Regions from separate parts of the Mus musculus genome. Here region 2 is linked to region 1. The links are chromatin contacts, found by Hi-C or POLR2A ChIA-PET in ENCODE. All regions are on one chromosome and are shown on one strand. Each heading gives the region's core, a stretch centred on a gene start or an enhancer-like site at or near the end of the contact. The rest is flanking DNA. Distances are from core to core; before and after follow the strand shown.

Region 1 (6,262 bases), core at 1,384-3,883:
TTTTTTAAAGACAGGTTTTTTCTTTGTAGTCTTGGCTATCCTGGAACTTGCTCTGTAGACCAGGCTGGCCACAAACTCAGAGACCTTCCTGCTTCTGCCTCGTGAATGCTGGGATTAAAGGAGTTTACTACCAAGTCCTGCATGATTTTTATTTCAGTTTGTGTGTGTGGTGTATGTGTATGTATTTGCTATGTGGTGTGTGTATTTGGCATGTGTGTAATGTGTGTGGTGTATGCGTATTTGTATGGATTTGGTGTGGTGTGTGTGTTTGTAGTGTATGTGTATGTATTTGTCATGTGTGTATATGTGTGGTGTATGTGTATGTATTTGGTGTGTGTGGTGTATGTATTTAGTGTATGGTATGTGTGTGTGGTGTATGTATTTGGTGTGTGTGATGTAACAGTGGAGCCCAGAGCCCCACACTCTACCATTCAGCTATGCCTCATCCCTACTTCTCTTCTAGAATTCATAAATTCAAATCTTTCCTCTGCCAGATTTGATTTCATGGATGGTTTTATGGGCACTTCTATTTTCTGAGGACAAGTTGTCCTCAGCTTAATCTGCAAAGGCAACTTTGCCTTAGGCAACTGTCTGATAGCTACCACAGTTGGAAGCAGATCACTTCTTAACCTGGGACTTGCAGGAGTTGAGCAGGCACGGAGACTCTTCTCTGGGACGCTGCTCAGAAAACTCATGGTTTCCAGAACCGACATGCTGCTTAAATGTGCAGCCTGTGTCGGCAATCTGAGTCAGCGGCTCTTTCTGTTCGTTCTTAGGTAAGTACACCAGTTGTTTCCAGGAGGCAACCCCCCCGCCCCCCTTCTTTCTGTAAGCTTTCTTCCTACTACACAGAAAAACCCCTGCCCTGGATTTCTGTTTTGCTGCCTCGGGACTTTTTCTTTTCTGTCGGGTACTAAGTTCTGGTTCTGCCCATTTTGCTCCCCTGCCTGGAGATCACTGATTGACTAGCTAATGGCCGCCCTTGGCTCCTTCAGATCTGGAGGGAGAGACCAGGTGGCGTTTTCACCTTTACTTTGAAGTCTTATAATCACTTCAGTGTGGCACGTACTGAGTGGAAAATGGATGTGGGCTGTCAAGGCTTCGGGTTAATTGGTTCCACCTCCCTTCTCACAGGGACAGAGTCCTCTGCTCATCTACAGTGGAGTGAGTCCCTGAACCCCAGCTTCAACTCCCAGGGGAGTGGCCTCCAGACAAAAGGCTTTACTACATTACCGCCAGGGCACCCACTGCCCGCCTCCACGTCCTGCCCTGCCGAATGGCACATAAATGAAATCTCAGAAGAAAACTTTTAACTCAATTAATTTTTACTAATAACTAGGAGTGGCAGAAATACAATTCCTCCTTCTCATGGCCGGTCAAAGATGAAATTTGATTATGCTTTGAAGGGTGCGGTTTGAAATTTTTCCCTCAGTGTTGACCTACCTTAAGTGTTCTCTCTAGCCAAGGGGAGGCGTACTCCTCTGCATATATAGAGGCTGCGCTGCTCTGAAAAGCCAAACCAGTCCTGCACCATGGGGAAGAAGCAGCCAAGGGCGGCAGCAGCTGCTCCCAACTGTGAGCTAAGTAAGTGGCCACAGCCCAGGGACGCTGGCCAGCCGAGGAGCACACCTGGACGCTGACACAAACAGATCTCGCCCCTTTCTTTTCTAGATGCAGCGGAAGGTCCCAGAAGAAAGGTTCTGGGCTCGAAGGCATTTAAGAAGCCTTTCTCCAACGCCACGGATGAGCTGGAGAGGCGGCCAAGATTAATTTGTAGTTTCTCTTCTTTCAGGTGACGATTCTGTATGAAGAGCAGCAGCCCCAGCCAGGGGCCTTTCTGTTTGCTTTTGCTGTCATTTTTTTTTTTTTTTTAAAGTTTCCATCTTTAGGGTTTACCCTTTCTTCCTATCTCCGTTCTTACCAAATAATGAACATTTCTCCCGGCAGTTTCTATATGAAGAAAACAGGGCTGTCATCTATACTGTTGTAGGGGAAATCGAGAAGTCCTTTTCGGTGGCAACTTGGGGCGGGGGGTTGTCAGGTCATAAAACTGCGAAGAGGTGAGGCTGAGGCCGGGGATGGAGTGGGACTGTTTTGGGGGCAGGCAGGATAAAATGTGTGGAGAAGAGACAGAGCCAGGTGGGATCACTGTGAGTCTTGGGAGTAGGACGACGGGTGCAGCCGAACTGGCTCCACTGGTCGAAGTTTCTCGGTTCCTCCCAGGCGTGGGGTGTTCTTGGCGCGTCAGTGGGCACCGAGCAGTGGCTCAAGAAGCTAATAGGGACTGCCATGGCGCCTTAGGATCGAGTGTAGCTGTTTCTCGGAGTTATCATCTCTTAGGAGGAAAAAGGCGTGTAGCTGCCTAAAAGGAAGTGGCGGGAACTATGACAAAAATGTATATGTCCCGAGCATTCCGGGGATGGGAGTTGCCAATATAAGAACGCCGAAGGTTTGAACTGCGAGGACCGTGGCGCGCCCGGCGGAATCACGCCTCCGGATCAGCCCCGCCCCCGCTCAGGCCCCGCCCCCAGGCAGCTCGGATGGGCGGAGCCTCCGTTCCCGGTCCGCCGGCCACGCAATCCCGCAGCTGCAGGAGTCCAGCCAATCAGGAGAGGGGGGCTCCCGCCCGGCCGGCCAATCACGGGAGGGCAGGAGGTTGACTGGGTCGCCGCTGGCTCCTGGGATATGGAGTCGCCGGCGCGGCGTGTGTGGAGGTGGCGGAGCCGGTAAGCCGGGGTGCTGGCAGGGTCAGGGGTTACGGCGGCCCGCTGTGCGCGGGCGTGCGAGGGGGCTCGGACGGCGACCTACGGGGCTGGAGCAGCCTGCGGGGAGGGCGCAGCGGCGAGCCCGGGGAGGGAACCCGGTATCCCGAGGAGACCGGGAGGGCTCCCGGCTCAGCATAGGCGCCGACGATCACGGGCCTCGGCTCTTCACCGCCACCCGGGACACCGGACCACCCTTCCGCGGCCGGCCGGCCGGGGGGTGCGACCGCAGTGCCCTCCCGGAGCCCCGGGTGCCCTGCAGCGCAGCGCCCTGTCAGCCCAGCGGCTGCGGGAGCTGCGCGGTCTGCCCGAAGGCCTCAGGCCTCGCGGTTGAGTGCTGCTCGGTTGTCCGGCTGTGTGTGCAGCCTGGGACCCTGCGCCTTCCAAGGCCTCGTTCAGGGACACTTGCACGCGATGGATACTCCCCTTCTCAGCGGCGTCCTAGGCCGGGTAGTTTGCAAACTCATTTGTTTGATATTCCACCTTTGGATTCTTTGTCCGTTTCTTGGATACATCATATTTGGAAGGGCATCCTCAGAAGTAGAGTTTCCGCTGTATAAAATGGAGACACTCGGTTATCCCTTGGTTTTCAACGGTGTGATTTAAGGCAGCAAAAGCAAAATATGGGAGAAGAGCTGGTGAGGGCCGGTGGGCATCCGAGAGCTTCCATGTGACCCGTGGGGAAACCACGGGAAACTGTCCACGTTGTCCACCGTGGCATTCTCCACCCTGACCAAGTCTCCTTACTTCTTGGCTGTGTTAACTTTTGGTTCAGGCTCCTTAAGCTTTCCTGCGGTCCACACTTAAAGGTGGGGTGGGGGGATGGGGTGGTGGTGGTGGTGGTGGTGAAGGTTGGGTCTGTCAGGGCTGTTGGTGTTGTTAGTTAATACAGGTAAAGTGCTTAGGGCAGTCTCCTGCTGACCGGTATTTTTTTTTTTTAAATTACTGCTTGCTTGTGCCTGCTGTTTCCTTAAAGACTTTAACCTTCTCAGTAGTCTTTGCCCTGAGTCCCCTGGGCTATTGCCAAAGGTCCTCCAGGCAAGGCTTTCTAGCCATACTGTTAGTCTGCAAGTGCATCTAATTACAGGTGAAGAGATGCAAGGTGCTGACAGTACCTTCTTACTCTTTGTCTTTTTGAGACTAGATCTGGCTACCTCTCGTTAACTGGCCTTGAACTTGCAGTGTAGACCAAATTGTCCTCTAGCTTACAGTGATCCTCCTGCCTCTGCTGAGATCACAGACTTTTACCACTCAAACTTGGCTTCTGCTGAGTTTATTGAATGGGGTGGTTAAGTAACGTTTTAGGCTGTTTCCTGCAGTAGCTCTGCTGGTAAATGTAACATTGAGATTTCACTGGTGTTTTTTGTTAGCTATTTTACTCAGTCTTGCTTGGGCTGAGTTTATTTTGGACACAGACCTAAAAGGCAGATGACTGCAGCACACATGCTCTCTCGTGTTCCGGGAAGGTCTGTGGGACTCAGAAGGGGAATTCCTGAACATCGTGTCAGCTCCTCCCATTGAGGAATAGGGAAGCTGGATGTGAATCTCGGAGAGGAGAGATTCTACTCTCGGGAAAGCAGAAGCTGCATCATCAATCAGCAGGGCTAGTGAGCAGCTATGGTTCAGTTGTGACTCAGTGAGTGACTAGAGAGAATTCCTTCCACAAAGTAGGATCTTTTTCTGTTTGATTTTGAAGCCAAGAGCTTGTGGGGCGGGGGTGGTGCTGTTTATCAGATGGCTTCATTTCTGCTACAGCAAGCACCTGTATGTGAGCCTCACCATCAATTCCGTTCCAGTGGTTGGAGATGCCAGGAGTAGGAGCAGCTGTTGCTCATTGCTCAGCAACATTGTTAGGGACTGAATAGGAAACTGGAAAGTGGCTGGTCAGAGGCATCAAGCCCCTGCCCATGTGTGGCGCTGCAGGTGGCCTAAGTTTTCTTGCTTCTCTTTGTATTACAACAGTTTAATACTTCTTTAGGTTGAAATGTATTAAAATTGATATGTAATGATAAGGCTACAAGTTAATTATTAAAATTTTATTAGGTTCCAAAGAGCAGAAGGAAGCATCTATGGCTGGAAATCTTTTATTCTATGTTGGTCTGACTTGACGCATACGTTTTCTTTTAAGAAAAGCAGGTAAATTTCTAAGGTCCCTGCTAGGACAAATGGGTTGAATGTGATCTAAGGAAAGATGTCCTTCAGATTTTTCTGGAGAAAAACACTGTTAAAGGTGGGCAAAGCATCTTTGGGTGGGAGAGGAAGTAACGTGCTTTGTGTGGGTTTCTTTTCCTTCTGGTAGAGATGGCCTTTGAAGTTGTTCACAGGATGAAGGTGTCAGGCCAGGTGACCAAGGCAACACTGCTGTCACGCTGTGGTTAGAAGGAAGTTTGTAGGCAGCTTAACTCTGTCAGAGTTGGAGGTCAGAGTAAACTGTGAGCGGTCAGGAAGCAGTCAGACCCTGGCTGTGCAGAGAAAAGGAATAGTTCTTAGTAGTGGGTACCGGGCCTGCCCACACACCCGCCCTTTCTTTTTCTCTTTACAATTTTATTATTTTTAATTCGCTCACATGTGTATGCCTGTGGGGTGCATGTCATGTGTGCAGATGCCCATCAAGGCTAGAAGTGTCAGATCTCCAGGAGTTACAGGCAGTTGTAAACCGTCTGATGTACCTGCTTGGTCTTCTTGAAGAGCAGTGAATGCTCTTAACCCCTAAACCATCTCTCCAGCTCAGGCCCTTATTACCAAAGACTTAGTTGATAAATACTACTTTTGTCTGACAGTTCAGTACTTGACAGCCAGTTCTTATCTTCACTGACACCCGAGCAGGCAGTTTCATTATCAACTGTATTCCTCTCCCCAGGTCTTTTTCCCCTCCCCTCCTCTCCCCTCCCTCCTCTCCTTCCCTCCCTTTTTTCTGTGTGTGGCTGTGTGTCTGCAGACAGGATCTGGCTAGCTAGCTTAGACTGGCCTGCAGCTTCTCCCACACTGGCCGGGAACTCTTAGCTCCCTGCTTTAGTCTCCTAAAGGCCAGAGTTCCATGACTCAGTCACCATGCTGGGTTTTCCTTTTCTTGCTTCTTTAATGTTTGTTTGTTTGAGGCAGAGTCTTTATTTTGTATGTAGTCCTGGCTATAGCTCACCATGTGGCTCCACACTGGCCTGCAACTCACAGAGTCTGCCTTTGCCTCCCACTAGTGCTAAGATTAAAGGCTGCCCCATCCCCACCCTGTTAGCTGTTCTTTCATTCTCAGAACTGAAAATCAAACCGAGGTTCAAAGCAGTGCACTGGGTATTGAGTTGAAATTGCAGTTCTCAAGGAGGACAGGGAGGAGGAGAGGCTAGCGAAATGTCAGCCTCTGTGTCAGAGAGGGCTGGCCCTGATTCAGGCATAGTGGCCTTGTATAACAGGAGCACCGTTTGTGCTTTACGAGCTTGCGTGCTGTGTGGAATAAAGGCATCATAGTAACCCAGGCAGGTAGACACTCACACACCAAGTGCTGG
Region 2 (6,262 bases), core at 1,031-3,530, 46 kb before region 1:
GACTCAGGTTTAAACATTTACTGCTCTTGCAGTCACCTAGGACCTAGGTTCGGTTCCCAGCACCCACATGGTGGTTCGCAACTATCCAGAACACATGCTCGAGGGCATCTAATGCTTTCTGACCTCAGAGAGCACTAGGCATGCACACAGCACACGGATACGCATGTAGGCAAGACAGTCACACAAATAAAATGAATAAAATCACTTCTAATGCTTCCAAAATGTTATCTAGGTTGGCTTCAAATAACACAAGGCATATATGTGTCTATGATTGGTGGTCGTTAAGTATTTTGTTTCGAGGGGGTTTGTTGTTTTTGTTGTTACAGCCTTGCTGTGTAGCTGAGGCTGGCCTAGACCTCCTGATTCTCCTGCCTTGGGATGCTGGGTTGTGGGGCTGTAAGACACAGAACCCCCGTGGCTAACAAGGCAGCCATTGTTACCTCCACTTCTTAGATAAACTCCATGACGCTAATGATTAGAGTAAGATTCAGAGTTGGCAACGTTCTATTTTTTTTTATTAGTGGATAAAAGTATAGAATACAACAATAGAAAAAGTTAACACATATTGGACACTTGGTATAGAGCTGTCATACTAAAATAAATGAGGCCATGTTCTAAGCCTTTTAAATATGTTGATCTACTCTTCACCATTAGGTGTGGTGGCTCACTCAGCATTACCATCCCAGCAGGCAGAGAGACCAGAAATTCAAGGTCATCCTCCACTACACAGAAAGCCCCAGGCCAGCCCGAGCTACACTCTTCCTAGATGACTAAATAATAATCATAACTAGGTAATCAGCAGGTAGGTTCTAGTACCTCCTTACAGATGAGACACCAAAGACCCTGTAAGTGTCACTAGCGCCAGTGCACAGTCTAAGTCACAAATGGGATTTGAATCCGGCATTTTGGTTCCAGGGCTGTCATGTGACATTATAGGTATCATCTCAACATAGCTAGCGGACCTCCACTTTGAGTGGAAGCATTCAGAAACCAAGTGTCTACAGTTCTATTTCCACTACAAGTTATCTAAGCTGGCCACGTGATAAACACGCCCCACGAAGCAGCGAGTTACTACCTGGCTGGGGAGCTCTCAGGGTTAATCGACCATGACGCCCTGGTGTTAAGGAGTTTAAAACAAAGCATTTAATCTGGTTTCCTTATGATAACAATCCCTGGGTCTGGTCTGCACTGAGCAGGACAAGGAATTTCTAAGGAAATGAGAATATATTTACATCTTCTGCTCTCTCTCGAGTGATGTCAGGATTTGTCTACCATAACATCCATCTGGATATTTAAGAGGTGGCAGTGACAATTTGTAAGAATTCATGCTCAAACCCTGACGGAAGAGAAGACATCCCAACTCACAGCGCAGCAGCGGACCCGGCACATTGCAATCTCACTGACTGTGACTAACGCAGAAGAGCAGATTCGGGCTTCTCAATGTTAGCGTTTACCTTTCATGAAGGTTGTGTATAAGGCATAGAAGCGGGGGAAATGACGCCCCAAGAAACGATGGTACGATCCGTTAATCGCTCTTGTCTTGGTCACCACGTAAGAAATCAAGTTCTTCACGTCCGCCTTCGGAGAAAGGTGAAGCTTTGAAGACCTACAACGAAGACCAAAGAGACTATCTGCGAAGGAGTAGAAGCCATTCGGTACGTAGGACCCCTCGGTAAACATACGGTTTCTGAGAGCGATTGCCAGAACTCTTCTGAAAACCCAAGCTCAGGGTTAGGGTTGGTATGAGAGGGGCAGATCATGCAGAAAGGTGTGAGCGTGGAGCGTGCGCAAAGCCTGCGGGGCCAGGAGAATGCAAGCTGAAGCCATGGAGAGATGGGAAGGGGAAGCTGAAAGATGAGCTCAGGATGTGCGGGGACAATCGGGTGGACACGGAGTACGGAGAGGGACAGGGACGGGCGTTCGGTGGGAATCCTGCATGGAAAAGCAAAACCCAGGGCCCAAGGCAGGGGATCCCGAGAGGCGGAGGCTGAGCCGCTGGAAGGGCTTCTACATCAAAAATGCTCTTCTTTCTCCAGGGCCCTCACCGAGGGGCTCGCCACGCAGGGCCAGAGCGGCCCAGCTGCAGCCTCCGGGTGACAAAGGGTCCAGGGGCGACAGTCGAACCCCACAGAGCAGCCCGAGCCCAGCACACCCTGGACAGCGCCATCTTCACAGCAGGGGAGGGAGCGCGGAGAGAGGTCGTCTCCGGGTCAGAGTGCGCCCCGCAGCACGCACGCGCCGCCCCTCCACGCCGACAGGCGGCTGCGAGCCGCCCCGCGCCCCCCGGGCGAGCCCGGGCGGGGACCCGGATTGGACGCGGCGACGCTTCCGCGCGCAGGACCGGAAGCGAGCCTCCCCGAGGGAGCGAGCGCCGGCCCAGCCTGAGGTCGCTATCGTGAGCCGAGGACGGCGTCTCCTTGAGGAACCCAGTGCCCTCGTCGGTCCCTGGGGGCTCGGGGCCGCGGGCGCTGCCCTTGACCTCTGTGGGAGCCCGGGGTCGTGGCCCCGATGGCGGCGGCGCGGGGTGGCGCTGCGCCCTCTAGTGGCGGCGGCCGGCAGGGCTCCGCCCTCCATCAATCTGGCGGCAGGTGTAGAACCCCTTTCCAACCCTCGCTTTCTGGTCCTCACGCGCCCTTGTCACGGAGTAGGTGCGCGGTGGATATTTTTTGGAGAAATGACTACTTGAAACTCGGAAGGGTTTCTAGGCGTCCAGCTGTCCGCGAGAGTCGACGGCCCTCTTGTGTCCATAGGCATTTTAACGGACGTGAAGCACGCTGAAGCCATGCGTCTGCAGTCAGGTTTAGTGTGGGGGACCTTGGACAGGTCACTTCGGTGAACTTCATGTGGGTTGTACCTGTGTTGCAGAATTCTGTGAAGATCGAAGGATGAAATGTTTGCATGTTTGCAAAAGCTCCCACGTCTGTAGAACATCTCCGTGTTTGGAGGGCTGGTGGTTTGAACAGTTGCAAAGCTGTTCTCTGCAAGAGGAGGTAGGTAGGTAGGATAGAAAATGACCAAAAGATGGGTTCTCTCGGTTCTCAGGTAGCTTCTAAGTCCCTCAACTACGGTGTCTCCGGCTCGCTAATAGAACTCCCAGGAGACACGAGCGCAGTCACAGACGGTTTTCTAACAGAAATGGAAAGGCACTGCCTGGGAGAACAAACTAAAGGGAGGGCATTTTGTGTAGTCCAGGGTGTGGGGGGGGGGGCGGGGGGGGGGAGGTCGTCCTGGGTAAAGTGCTGAGTAAGCTTAAGGACCTGAGTTCAATCCCTGACTCTAACGCCAAAAGCTGGGCACGGTGGTCTGTGCCTATGACCGCCTCCCCACCCCACCCCCAACACACCCACGTCCTGGCCTCTGTGCAGGGGAACCCGGAGCTTCTTTAGAGCTGAGACCCAGGCAGGAGGAGCCCTGGCACTTGCTAGCCAGCCAGTCTAGCCAAGTTAGCAAGTTACAGGGTTAGAGGGGACCCTGTCCAAAAAAAAAAAAAAAAGATATGTGCATATCCAACACCAGGCATGCGCAAACATGTACACAAACTACAAAAAGAAAAAATGTGATACGGATTCTACGGATTCATTTCCTCACATAGCTGCTGAGTATTTCTTCTTCCATTCCCCTTCCACTGACATACAGGTAACGAGTGTGTGTGCACACAAGCTCAGTCTCTGTCTGTCTCTCTCTGTCCAGCCCACAGTGCGTACATTTATAATCCCAGCACTGCAGTGGGGAAGGTGAGAGGTAGAAATAGGAAAATGTCCAGAATCTCGGAGGCCAGCTTGTCTGGAACGCCCTGCAGGGAAAAGAGACTGAGAAAAGACCCTTTCCCAAAGTGGCAGACAGGACAGACATCTCAGGTTGTCTTCTGACTGACGTGTGGCATTCATTATACATCCACTCGGACGAACCACACACGAATGCTCACATACATGCACAAAGATAAACATTTAAAAACAAACAGGACCGGAGCTCTTGACTCTAGCTGCATATGCATCAAAAGATGGCCTAGTCGGCCATCACTGGAAAGAGAGGCCCATTGGACACGCAAACTTTATATGCCCCAGTACAGGGGAACGCCAGGGCCATAAAAGGGGAGTGGGTGGGTAGGGGAGAGGGGGTGGGTGGCTATGGGGGACTTTTGGTATAGCATTGCAAATGTAAATGAGCGAAATACCTAATAAAAAATGGAAAAAAAAAAACAAACAGGAAATATACAGCTGCAGAGGTGGTGGCCAATGCTGAGCCGGCTGGGTTCGGGCTGGAACAATGTGTACGCACACAGATGAGTTGACCTGGAGAAGAACTGAAACTCTAGTTGTCGGAGTCAGAACAATTGAGAGGCCTTATAGACACTGGGAATCTATTCACTGATTCGAGGCTTTTAAAGTGAGAATGCCCACGGCTTTCCATAGTAAAGATGCAAGGAGATGAAGTGACAGGCATCGCCTGGGAGTTTATTAAAGAAAAATCTCTATTTCCCTATGTGGAACTGGATCTGCTTCAGTGTGTGAGCGTTTTGCTTATGCTTGTGCCTGTGTGTCAGAAGCAAGTGAGTTTCCTGGAGATGGCCCACGGTTTTTCATGGCCTGCAATGGGTGCTCTCTGAGATGCAGGGTCCTCAGAGACTTCAGCCCAGGATTGCTTCTTGCTGCTGAGATGCCTTTCCTGTCGCTGTTACATAGCCCAGTGATTCCTGGGCATCAGCCCACACTATTGATCAGGATCGATATGAACATGTGGTAATGCTGTGCAGACCCGAATTGATGATTTCATAATTCCTGATCATGATTTTATAGAATTCCTAAATTGAAATAAGTAATCGCACTCCTCTATAGAATACAAGCTGCAGATAGAGCTCTGTAAACCTTCATGTGTCCTGGGTGATTGCACTAGGAAAAGAAAGCAGGCTTGGAACAGATCTACAGTCAGGGAAAGCATTATGTCTAAGTGAGTTGTGAAACCACTGTCTGGCAACTAAAGGTCATAAACGGGGAATGGACAGTTTATTGTAGGTGCAAGGACAGAACATGAAATACTGACTGGCTCATCCATACAGAACTTCAAAGCTAATGAGACCTAAGGCAGACGATTCGTCTCTTGACAATGCCACCCCGACTTTATGGCATATTGATGCATTTATTTCCATATAGCTGCATGCTTAAGAAATCATAGAAACTGGGGCCAGGCATAGTGGTACACGCCTTTCAACCCAGCACCTGGGAGGCAGAGGCAGGAGGATCTCTATGAGTTTGAGACTGGCTTGGTCTATACAGTAAATGAAGGCCAGTTAGGGCTGCATAGTGAGACCTTGTCTCAAATAAACTATAAGGTGTATGGTATAGGTCACTCTGTAGGCCGGCTTTGAGAGCTCCCAATGCCCAATGCATCCTCTGGCAGCCTTTGGATCAAGATGGAGAACTCTCAGCTCTTCCAGAGCCATGTCTGCCATGATGATAATGGATGGCACCTAAGAACCAGTAAGCCAGACCTAATTAAATGCCCTTTGTAAGAGTTGCCTAGGGGGCTGGAGAGATGGTTCAGTGGTTAAGAGCACTGGCTGCTCTTCCAGAGGTCCTGAGTTCAAATCCCAGCAAACACATGGTAGCTCACAACCATCTGAAGTGGGATCCAATGCCCTCTTCTGGTGCATCTGAGAACAACAGTGTACTCTCATTCATAAAAAAAAAAAAAAAATGTAAAAAAGGAAAAAGAGTTGCCTTGGCCATGATGTCTCTTCACAGTAATGGAAACCCTAACTAGACAGATGGGTTCTATTGTCCGAGGAAGCTAAAGCTAAAGGTGTAGGGAGAGAGAGTTGGATAAACATTCCGGAGATTTGGGTGAGGTCTGGCCCTACAGAGAGCAAAGGTCATGAACAACATCTATGCCAAGCCATCTGAGTGGAAAACAGGCATCCATCTCTTCCACTGAGGAGACAACCTGGTGTGATTGACATCCCTGGTTTCTCTAGTGCTTATCAGTGAGCATTTGTGCCCTCTATACAACATAAGCAAATATCATTTATTTTGGCTCAGTTACAGTCTGTTCTGGAAAGGAAGTCCGGAGCAGGAGCCTGAGGTACTGCCAGGCAGGAGAGGAGACAGTGACAACTACTTGTTTTCAGCTAACCACCCCACCCCAAGCCCACCCCAAGACAGGGTTTCTCAAAGTATCCCTGGTCCTATAGACCAGGCTGGCCTTGAACTTGAAGATCCCAATGCTGGTGTCAAAGGTGTGCGTCACCGCTATAGGACCACTTTCT

The links. Hi-C counts contacts between places; a loop is a spot of excess contacts on that map. ChIA-PET counts read pairs that join two places held with the same protein, here RNA polymerase II (POLR2A).
Region 2: a loop to region 1 is called in a map of left cerebral cortex, with 3 times the contacts of the local background. The contact joins the promoter of Letmd1 here to the promoter of Slc11a2 in region 1. A Hi-C loop is called at or near these places in 7 of 37 maps with a recorded cell type or tissue (T-helper 2 cell, gastrocnemius, heart and 3 more). POLR2A ChIA-PET finds 5 or more read pairs at or near these places in 2 of 5 experiments (Patski and embryonic stem cell).

The regions. Positions count from the first base shown.
Region 1 is chr15:100,419,426-100,425,687 of GRCm38, reverse strand. Slc11a2 (solute carrier family 11 (proton-coupled divalent metal ion transporters), member 2) reads left to right here and starts at 2,633. Exons shown (of 17, transcript NM_008732.2): 1 at 2,633-2,726. Gm5475 (predicted gene 5475) reads right to left here and starts at 2,495. Exons shown (of 3, transcript NR_040351.1): 1 at 1,444-2,495.
Region 2 is chr15:100,465,029-100,471,290 of GRCm38, reverse strand. It overlaps Letmd1 (LETM1 domain containing 1), which reads right to left and starts at 2,280. Exons shown (of 9, transcript NM_134093.3): 1 at 2,046-2,280; 2 at 1,455-1,606. The coding sequence starts at 2,167. 5330439K02Rik (a long non-coding RNA gene) reads left to right here and starts at 2,924. Exons shown (of 3, transcript XR_001781773.2): 1 at 2,924-2,990.